2 separate regions of the Mus musculus genome follow, and region 2 is linked to region 1. Evidence: chromatin loops called from intact Hi-C (ENCODE). Cell type or tissue: gastrocnemius. All regions are shown on one strand. Links, peaks and the distances in the headings refer to the core of each region. The heading gives the core; the rest is flanking DNA.

Evidence for each region. Peaks named below come from ENCODE experiments on the same cell type or tissue, not always from the same donor. Only the 100,000 strongest peaks of a DNase experiment are listed, where the experiment ranks them.
Region 2: a loop joins it to region 1, with 5 times the contacts of the local background. A loop is called at or near these places in 1 of 42 quality-filtered maps.

Annotation. Positions count from the first base shown.
Region 1 is chr8:22,799,623-22,804,016 of GRCm38, reverse strand. Ap3m2 (adaptor-related protein complex 3, mu 2 subunit) reads left to right here. Exons shown (of 9, transcript NM_029505.3): 2 at 1-257; 3 at 4,205-4,376. Among named protein-coding and RNA genes, the nearest start is that of Ap3m2, 3.8 kb to the left of the region's middle. In gastrocnemius, for the core only: a CTCF peak has its summit at 2,119 (motif pointing left); a DNase peak (open chromatin) is centred at 2,122; H3K4me3 peaks cover 280 bases; H3K27ac peaks cover 212 bases.
Region 2 is chr8:23,160,744-23,165,137 of GRCm38, reverse strand. It overlaps Gm30306 (a long non-coding RNA gene), which reads left to right. Exons shown (of 3, transcript XR_378803.4): 3 at 1-397. Among named protein-coding and RNA genes, the nearest start is that of Gm30247, 5.4 kb to the left of the region's middle. In gastrocnemius, for the core only: no CTCF peak of the experiment used is centred there; no DNase peak of the experiment used is centred there.

The sequences.
Region 1 (4,394 bases), core at 284-4,283:
TCTTGATTAACTCTTCCGGAGATATTTTCCTGGAGAAACACTGGAAAAGTGTGGTCAGCCGCTCTGTGTGTGATTACTTCTTCGAGGCCCAAGAGAGAGCTACCGAGGCAGAAAATGTGCCTCCGGTCATCCCCACCCCTCACCACTACCTCCTGAGTGTTTACCGGCACAAGATCTTCTTTGTGGCTGTAATCCAGACAGAGGTCCCGCCTCTGTTTGTCATTGAATTCCTTCACCGAGTAGTGGATACATTTCAGGTTTGTAAATGTGAGAGTGTATAGAAATGTATATAAGCCATAAAAGAACCAAACCTTTGGTGGGCTGGCATTGTGTAGCCCAGGCTAGCCTGAGCTGCGTAGCCCAGCATATTTGCAGCCATCCTCCTGCCTCAGCCTTCTAGGTGCTGGGATTATAGGCATAAGCTGCCATGCCATCTTGCAAACATATTTTTATAGTACTGTCTCCATTGTTTTTAGCTTGGGTTTAGAGTATTTTTTTAAGAATCAAAACTGAGCATAGCTCATATCCTGTCTAAGTTTCTTCCTATTTTCTTAGTTGGCTGCATTCAAAAAAACCATTTGGATGCTCTGAGGTCTCTTGCGTGAGAGAGCCACCCGTTACACATGAATGCATGTTCTTTCTTAGCTTTGCTCACAATTAGAGTTCATTTATTCATGATAGATAGACAGACAGACACACAAACACACACACAGACCTTTTTTTTTTCTAGACAGGGTTTCTCTGTGTAGCCCTGGCTATCCTGGAACTCACTCTGTAGACCAGGATGGCCTCAATTTCACAGAGATCTTCTTGCCTCTACCTCTGAAGTGCTGGGATTAAAGATGTGGGCCACCACCACTTTGTGAGGTTTTTTTTAGTACTGTTAAATTTATGCTAGCCATTGTTAGCCTCATTGCTTTGACTTGTGTCCCAAAGATGACAAGTGTCAAGTTTTCTAAAAGAACAAAGAGGAGAAGCTAAGAGGCACTTCTTTGGACTGCTCCTGGCAGGGCTCTCTGGGTTCAGCTTTCATTCTGAATGAGTTGCGTACACGAAGCATGTATGCTGATGTGAGTTGCTGTCATGGTTTTCTGTTCTTGGGAGAATGTGAGGTTTGTTGTAGTTTACATCTTGATTTGTCGCTCTAAGGTGGTGGTTCTCAACCTGTGGGTCGAGACACCATTAGGAGTTAAACTACCCTTTCACAGGGATTGCATATCAGATATTCACATTGTCATTTATAACAGTAGAAATATTACAGTTATGCAGTAGCAATGAAAATAATTTTATGTTGGGGCGGGTCACCCCAGCATAAGGGAATTATATTAAAGGAAGGTTGAGAGCACTGCTCTGTGGGAGCCGGGGAGAGGGAGGAGAGTGATCCCAACATGGGAGCACGGTGTAAGCACAGGTCCACACAGTCCTTGTCAGCTTTACTGGCTGTGGCTGTTTGCATTACATGGATGAAAGATTAGGAGAAGGGCTCTTTGGTTTAACTTGTCTGTCATGTGAGGTCTGGAGTTAGCCGTGTGTGTGTGTGTGTGTGTGTGTGTGTGTGTGTGTGGACTGTGGGGTTAGGAAAGGGGAGGAGCCTGTAATGACCCAGTGGGAGCAAGTTTGTTCTGTCCACGGTGCTCACGCCCGCATCACAGGAGCAGGACAATTTTCACGGTAAGAGAATCAAAGCGTATTTTATCTCAAAATATTCTTCTGGAATTCCAGTCGTCGTGCTGCATGCCAGCAACTATGCACCATGAAAAGCCGACTATTTCAAGCCCAGAATACGGAGCAGACAGAAGAATCCAGTAGTTAAGTTGTTAAGCTACTTTCCATGGGTCCTGCTGTGATTTCTAAGTACGTTACCCCATACACCACTTAACAATCTATTGCCATACCAATTACTGTGTAACTTACTGAAAGCCAGGAAGTGTGTGTGTGTGTGTGTGTGTGTGTGTGTGTGTGTGTGTGTTGTCTGTTTAAAACCACAGAGATGGGGCTCATCAGTTAAAAAACACTAGCTGCTCTTCAGAACCCAGGCTCAATTTCCAGCCCCCGACATAGTGGCTCACATCTATTTATAGCTTCTGTTCCAGGTGATCTGCTGCCCTCTTCTGGCCTCTGTGGACACTCGTTGAACATGTGCTGACAGACAGACAAGGCAGACATACAAATACCTGTACACGAAGAAAAATTAACAACAACAAAAATTTAAAACCATAGAGGGGTCTGGGGAAGTAGAACCAGGTTCAGTTTTGAAGCTGCAGGGGAACGTGGGCCGGCGTGGAGCTTAGCACCTCGCTTAGCGTTTCTCCTCTTGCAATATCTGTTCTTAGTTCTTAAAGGCAACAGAGTCCCGGTGGCAGAATTGCCAACTGCTTTTGTGTAGCACCTTGCATTGAAGGGCTTCTTATACATTACGTTTGGTTTATAGATCCTCCTGGGATGAGTACTTATTTTTCATAGAAGATCACTGTTGAGAAAGGAACATGGTATTTTCCTTCAGTTATGCGCTCTCTCTCTCTGGAATATATTCCTAAAGTTTATTTTGAGTTTACCTTGGATTCTCACTGGTGCCTATCACTGATGTAGTTTAGGCTACATCTCATAGCATCAGTTTAAGGGCCAGGTAATGACATTCTCCGAGGCCCATCCATTGCCTGAGCAGTGAAGGGCCCTCAGTGTGACCTGGAGAAGAAAGAATGAAGTACAAGCTTGTCCTACGTCTTTAGATAGAAGAGCTAGGAGGCCGGCTTCAGTTCAGCAGTCAGCACCGTCCCCGAGGAAAGAAGGATTTTTTGGCTTGTGCTTCCCCCATTCAGTGATTCGTGTCGCCCTCTTGGAGGCCCTGTAAGAGCCAGGCCTGACACTTTAGAAGCATACACTGGTCACTGCTGTTGTCGTCTTTTTTTCGTTTGTTTGTTTTGTTTTGTTTTCGAGACAGGGTTCCTCTGTATAGCCCTGGCTGTCCTGGAACCCACTCTGTAGACTAGGCTGGCCTCGAACTCAGAAATCCGCCTGCCTCTGCCTCCCGAGTGCTGGGATTAAAGGTGTGGCCACCACGCCCAGCTCCTGTTGTCATCTTAACCATGTTTAGTTTACACAACATGCTTACATACCCACATAGTGTTGCCCCGTTATGCCATTAAATCAGGGCCCAAAAACAGTTAACAAGTGACACTTACGATTACAACCTAAGAGACTCCAGGTTTGATCCAGAGCACTGGGAAGGGAGAGAGAATGAGAAGAGTGTGACCTAGGTCTTCCGTACTTCCCCACGCCCTGGATACGTTCGGTGTGTGATTAGCCCTTTAAGTAAATGATAGACTTTTGGGATTCCCAACCTTGGGGATGCTCTAAAGGGACCTCTGCTGGGCTACTATCTCTCTCCACTTCATCCTTTCCTGAGTGAATTTCAAAGAAAAGTACACGAGGAAAGTTAAAAGGTTTTCTGTACAATTCTACATCACATCAGTTAGTACAACTTTGCACAGCTCATACGTTTTCATATAGGAACATATCTAGACTAAAGTAAGCCTTGTTACATTTTTTTTTATCAAGTCGAGGAAATCAATCCAAAGAGCTTGACTTCCTCTGGCTACTGACAGCACAGGTATCAGATGCCCGTCCTGGTTGTTAACCTAAGCCAGGCCGCCCAGGAGAAGGGAGGCCCTACCCTGTTCCCCCTGAGTAAATGTCCTGGACCTGCTGGTAAACACCACTGTCAGGCAAGTCCCTCCTGTCAAGAGTATTGCTTCATCTCTTCCTGCAGCCTGGGTGATAAATACAATTCTTTTTTTTCTCTCTTTTTTTAATTAGGTATTTTCCTCGTTTACATCTCCAATGCTATCCCAAAAGTCCCCCTTACCCACCCCCCCAATCCCCTACCCACCCACTCCCCCTTTTTGGCCCTGGCATTCCCCTGTAAGGGGCATATAAAGTTTGCAAGTCCAAAGGGCCTCTCTTTCCAGTGATGGCTGACTAGGTCATCTTTTGATACATATGCAGCTAGAGACAAGAGTTCCGGGGTACTGGTTAGTTCATATTGTTGTTCCACCTATAGGGTTGCAGTTCCCTTTAGCTCCTTGGGTGCTTTCTCTAGCTCCTCCATTGGGGGCCCTGTGTTCCATCCAATAGCTGACTGTGAGCATCCACTTCTGTGTTTGCTAGGCCCCGGCGATAAATACAATTCTTATGTCTTCATCAGGACTATTTTGGGGTCTGTTCCGAGCCAGTGATCAAAGACAATGTGGTGGTGGTGTACGAGGTGTTGGAAGAGATGCTGGACAACGGGTTCCCCTTGGCTACGGAGTCAAACATCCTCAAAGAACTGATAAAGCCTCCCACTATTCTCCGGACAGTGGTCAACACCATCACAGGTGTGAGCGGGGTGGGGC
Region 2 (4,394 bases), core at 233-4,232, 360 kb before region 1:
GGACAACAGCCTCCTTGTGGCCTTTCTCTGCCTTTGGGTATTCGTGTCACCTGGCTACAGGAACAGAATTCAATCCAGGCCATTTGAGAACAACCCCAAGGGTGTTGGGATAGACAAACTTTATGTCTCAGTCAAGCTGGGCTTTAAAAGTCACTGTTTGTCCCCTCTGTCCATTCTGTGTGTCCTGGGGCACTGGCTAGCTGGTTCTTTCCAGTGTGTTATCATCTGCACCCAAGGAGTTCTAGGAACCCTTGGCGAGCTGAGGAAGCCAGCTGAAGACATCTGGCTGGGTGTCCCTGCTCTGTCCAAGGAGTCTATAGAAGGCACAAAGCTGGGAAAACCGATTGTGCATACGCTATGAAGTGTGATCACCGGGGACCTCTGGCCTGGTGTCCTCCTGTCCATGATGCACAGGGATGTAATTCCTGTCAAAATTCCAATGTCCCTTCTCATGTGAGTTAGAAAAAAAACCCTGAAATTTATATGAAACCATTTTTTTTTTAAAAGAAGAAGGAGAAGCCAAAATAGCAAAGGCAAGCACAGCAGAAGATGAAGTAAGCCTGGGCCCTCAGACATTCCCTCACTTGAGGCTGCACTCTACTGCAGCAGCAATTAAAACAGCATCATAGAGAGATGAGAACGGACACACTGAGCATTGGAACTGAATATGGTCCCAAACATACTAAGGGAGGACAACGGCTTCCTCCTCAGCGCTGAGAAAACACCAGAAATACATCATGGTTCCTATGGGTTTAGGCGTTGTCTTAATCTTGTGACCATCTCAGGGTGGCCTTATCTTGTGACCATCTCAGGGTGGCCTTATCTTGTGACCATCTCAGGGTGGCCTTTTTTTTTCTTTTTTTAAATCTCCACCCCAAGGGAGATTTCCCCCTCAACGCCCGAAGCTGAGCGAGTTTTACAGAACCTGGAATGTGGCAGGTTTTTAGTTAAGACAGTTTTGCCTTTAGCAAACAGGACTTGGTTCCTAAGCTGATATTGTGCTTGCTTCTCAAGGGAGAAGAGAAAGTGATGCACTCTTCGGAAAAGAGGGAGGGCAAGCAGGTTCCCAGAGTCAGTAGTGTTAGCTCTGAGATAGCTTTTCATTCTCATTCCTGTATAAACGAACATTTCCCTTGTAAACCTGCTCATCGTAATGAATGCCAAAGCTTGCTACTTTCCTTTGCTCCGTCTCTGTGGGAAAATATGTTCGAGCTATATATTCAAAAAGGGATAGCATCCAGACTGTATAAGGGACTCAACTCAAATAGCTGGCCAACAAACAACTCAGTTAAAATTTAGGAGACTTGGCTGGGTGATGGCGGCGCACACCTTTAATGTCAGCACTTGGAGGCCAGGGTAGGCAGATCTCTGAGTTCAAGGCCAGCCTGGTCTACAGAATGAGTTTCAGGTCAGCCAGGGCTTCACACAGAAACTCTGTCTCAAAAAACAAAACAAAACAAAACAAAACAAAACACCAAACCAAACCAAAAAATAAAACAAAACCCAAACCAAACCAAAATAACAAACCAGAGCCTTGTGCATGCTAGACACTCATTCTACCACTGAGTCCCATCCCCAGTCCCGGGGAATGTGAATTAAGACCACGATGTCATCTTCACACTGTTTGGTATGGGTGTGACTAAGCAGGAGTCTTGTCCACTGTTAGGGGGAAGCAAATCGGCACAACCCTTAGGCAACTCGAGACTGGAGTTCCCCAAACCAGACAGAACTCGATCCAGCCAACCTGGATTCTTATTCAAAAGCCCTGAAATCATCTTCAGAAGAGACACTGGGTTTCTACACCCGGCTGTTCACAATAGCTGAGGTGTGGCAGCATCCGCAGCAGAATCCTTAAAGTCAGGGGATATGCACAGGAGGGAATCCTACTCACCCATGGGAAGGGGAGCCTGAGCCCCAAGAGACTCGCCTCAGCAGGTGAAAGCTCTTGCTAAGGCTGCAGACCTACCTTGGATCCCCAGGACTTAAACAGTGGAGGGAGAGTCAACTCCTGAAAGTTCTCTGACCTTCATGAACCGCCCCTGCCCCATACACAAATAAATAAATGAAAGGACAGGTTTTAAATGAGAAAGGACATCCTCCTTTTGGATAGTAGGGGTGGAACTGGAGCACATGCTATGCATATAAACAGAGAATGGAAAAACAGATCTGCGCAATCTCCCTTATCCGAGGAGTTGAAGACCACCAAGCTCAGACGCAGAAAGCCAAGTGTCGATCACAGCGGCCGGTGAGGAAAACAGGGCATCAACTCTCAGACAAGAATGGAGCTTTCTGTTTCTAGCTCTACTGTGCGACGTGGTGACACTGGTTAGCATAGTGTGCGTACAGACCCAGAGGCTATTCCTGATGGGCATGACAGTCCATGGGCAGTGAGTGACATTAGCTCACTGAACACTCCTAACAAGCCTTGCCAGGATCAACTGTGTTACTTTACACCTCTGATTCTGGGTCCTTCTGTCACTTTAAGACATGCCTCAGGGCACTGAGACCCAGAATTCCCTTCCGTCCTCCTTCTTTGAGATTCAGAGCACCTTTGAGGCTGGGTAGGTTGTTCCTAGATGATGTCAGCAGTTCCAACTGCAGAGCCACTCGTGCACACAAACACGTGCATACACAAATACACGTACGCACATGCACACACATATAACATACATACACATTCTCACATGCACACACATGTACACACACATACACACACACACACACACACACACACACACACACACACACACACACACATGCTCAGGTGGTCCTCTCCATCCTGCAGTGTTGTTATTCTTTCAGTCTTGTTTTATTTACTTGGTTTTGGTGCTGAGGACAGAACCCAGGGCAGAATGCCGTGCACGTCCTCCAGCACAGAGCTGTGTCCCAGCCCTGATTTTTCATCAACTGTTATTATTTTTTTAATTTATAATTTGTTTTGTTTTATACAATAGCTTACCCTATAGCTTGGCCTGTTCCTTTTTTTTTTTTAACTTTAGATAACATTTTATTACACAAAGGTAGTCACATAATTGGTTTCTTCTTTACTTTGTGCACAGTATTCTTACTCTTCACAGAAAAGTTACTTCTGAATTTCTCATCTGGCAAGCGCAAGAACCTCGATCCTGACAGAGATGGAACAGTACTCACAATTTAGGTTGGTCTCAAGTGCATACTCTCCTGCCTCAGCCTCTCAAGAGCTGAGATAATAGCTGTCTGCTACCATGTCATTCTTAAAGGTTTTTTTTTAATCTAAATTTTCCTTTTTTTCCTATATTTTTATTATTGTGTTTTATTTTATTTATTGTTTATTTTTATTGTATTGTATTGTATTATTATTTGTGTATTATAGTTAAAATTGGGAGCTCCAGAGTCAGCCCGGATTGAGCAGGAGGTTGCTCAGCAAACTGCATGGCTTCTCTGGTTTCTTATTCACTACCAAATAAGTCCTAAAGAAGGTGAGAAGAATCACCCAGCCCTGAGGATATCTTGATAGTGAAGTAAGATAAGGGAAGCACAGGGTACATCACAAATATCTAACAAACGCTCCAGGAGTATACCAGCGGGAGTTCACCAGCAATACAGTGGGAGGTGAGCACGACATTCAGAGAGCAGGATGAATGTGAGCTCATGTGTCCGGAGTACGCGGCGCACACTTCTGCCTCAGCATCTTCATCTGGAGGATAGCAACGCCAGCCATCCGCAGCAGCTGGAAGGTGACTGGCTGAAGGGCACCGAACCCATGCAAGCATCCTTTGCTGGTGGTGCGGGAGTCTTCACCCTAGACCACCACGCCCACTCCACAGCATTTCAGGGAGCAAGCTGGAAGCCCTGTTGCAACCCGCTGATGCCAGGCAAAGCCTGGAGCCACAGGCACAGGCACAGAAGCCTGTGGGGACCAGGCGAGTGGTGTAACCCTGTGGACTCCAAATGTTGAGGGGGGAAATGGTAAGTGGAGGGTCTCCTACTGGCACACGCTTTCCATAAAAGCACCATGTCCAAGATGGTGCCCCTGCAAGCTTCGGTTGATGCTGTAGTCCAGAGTTCCAAGAGAGTTTTCAGTGACATGAACCTGAACCCCGCGCCCCACCCCCCACCCCCAGGCAGCAGCTGGCCCATGGGGGTGTGGGCACGTAAAGGAACCAGTAGCTATGTGTCCCAGCCTTGACCACTAGTGTGAACCGGAAGAGGAAGAGTAGGGTGTGTGGTATTAAGTGCCCATGCCCTTCTGGACTCAGAGCACAGTTCACTGGATCCCATCCATCTCACAGAACTTGTCTTCCAGCCTCAGGCTATAGTCAGGGTACCAGCCTTAAAGAAAAATGAATGCACTTGGTCCCAACGCTCCAGCTACCACTTGCCAAAGTGGGGAGCCACACACTGGCCTGTGTCTT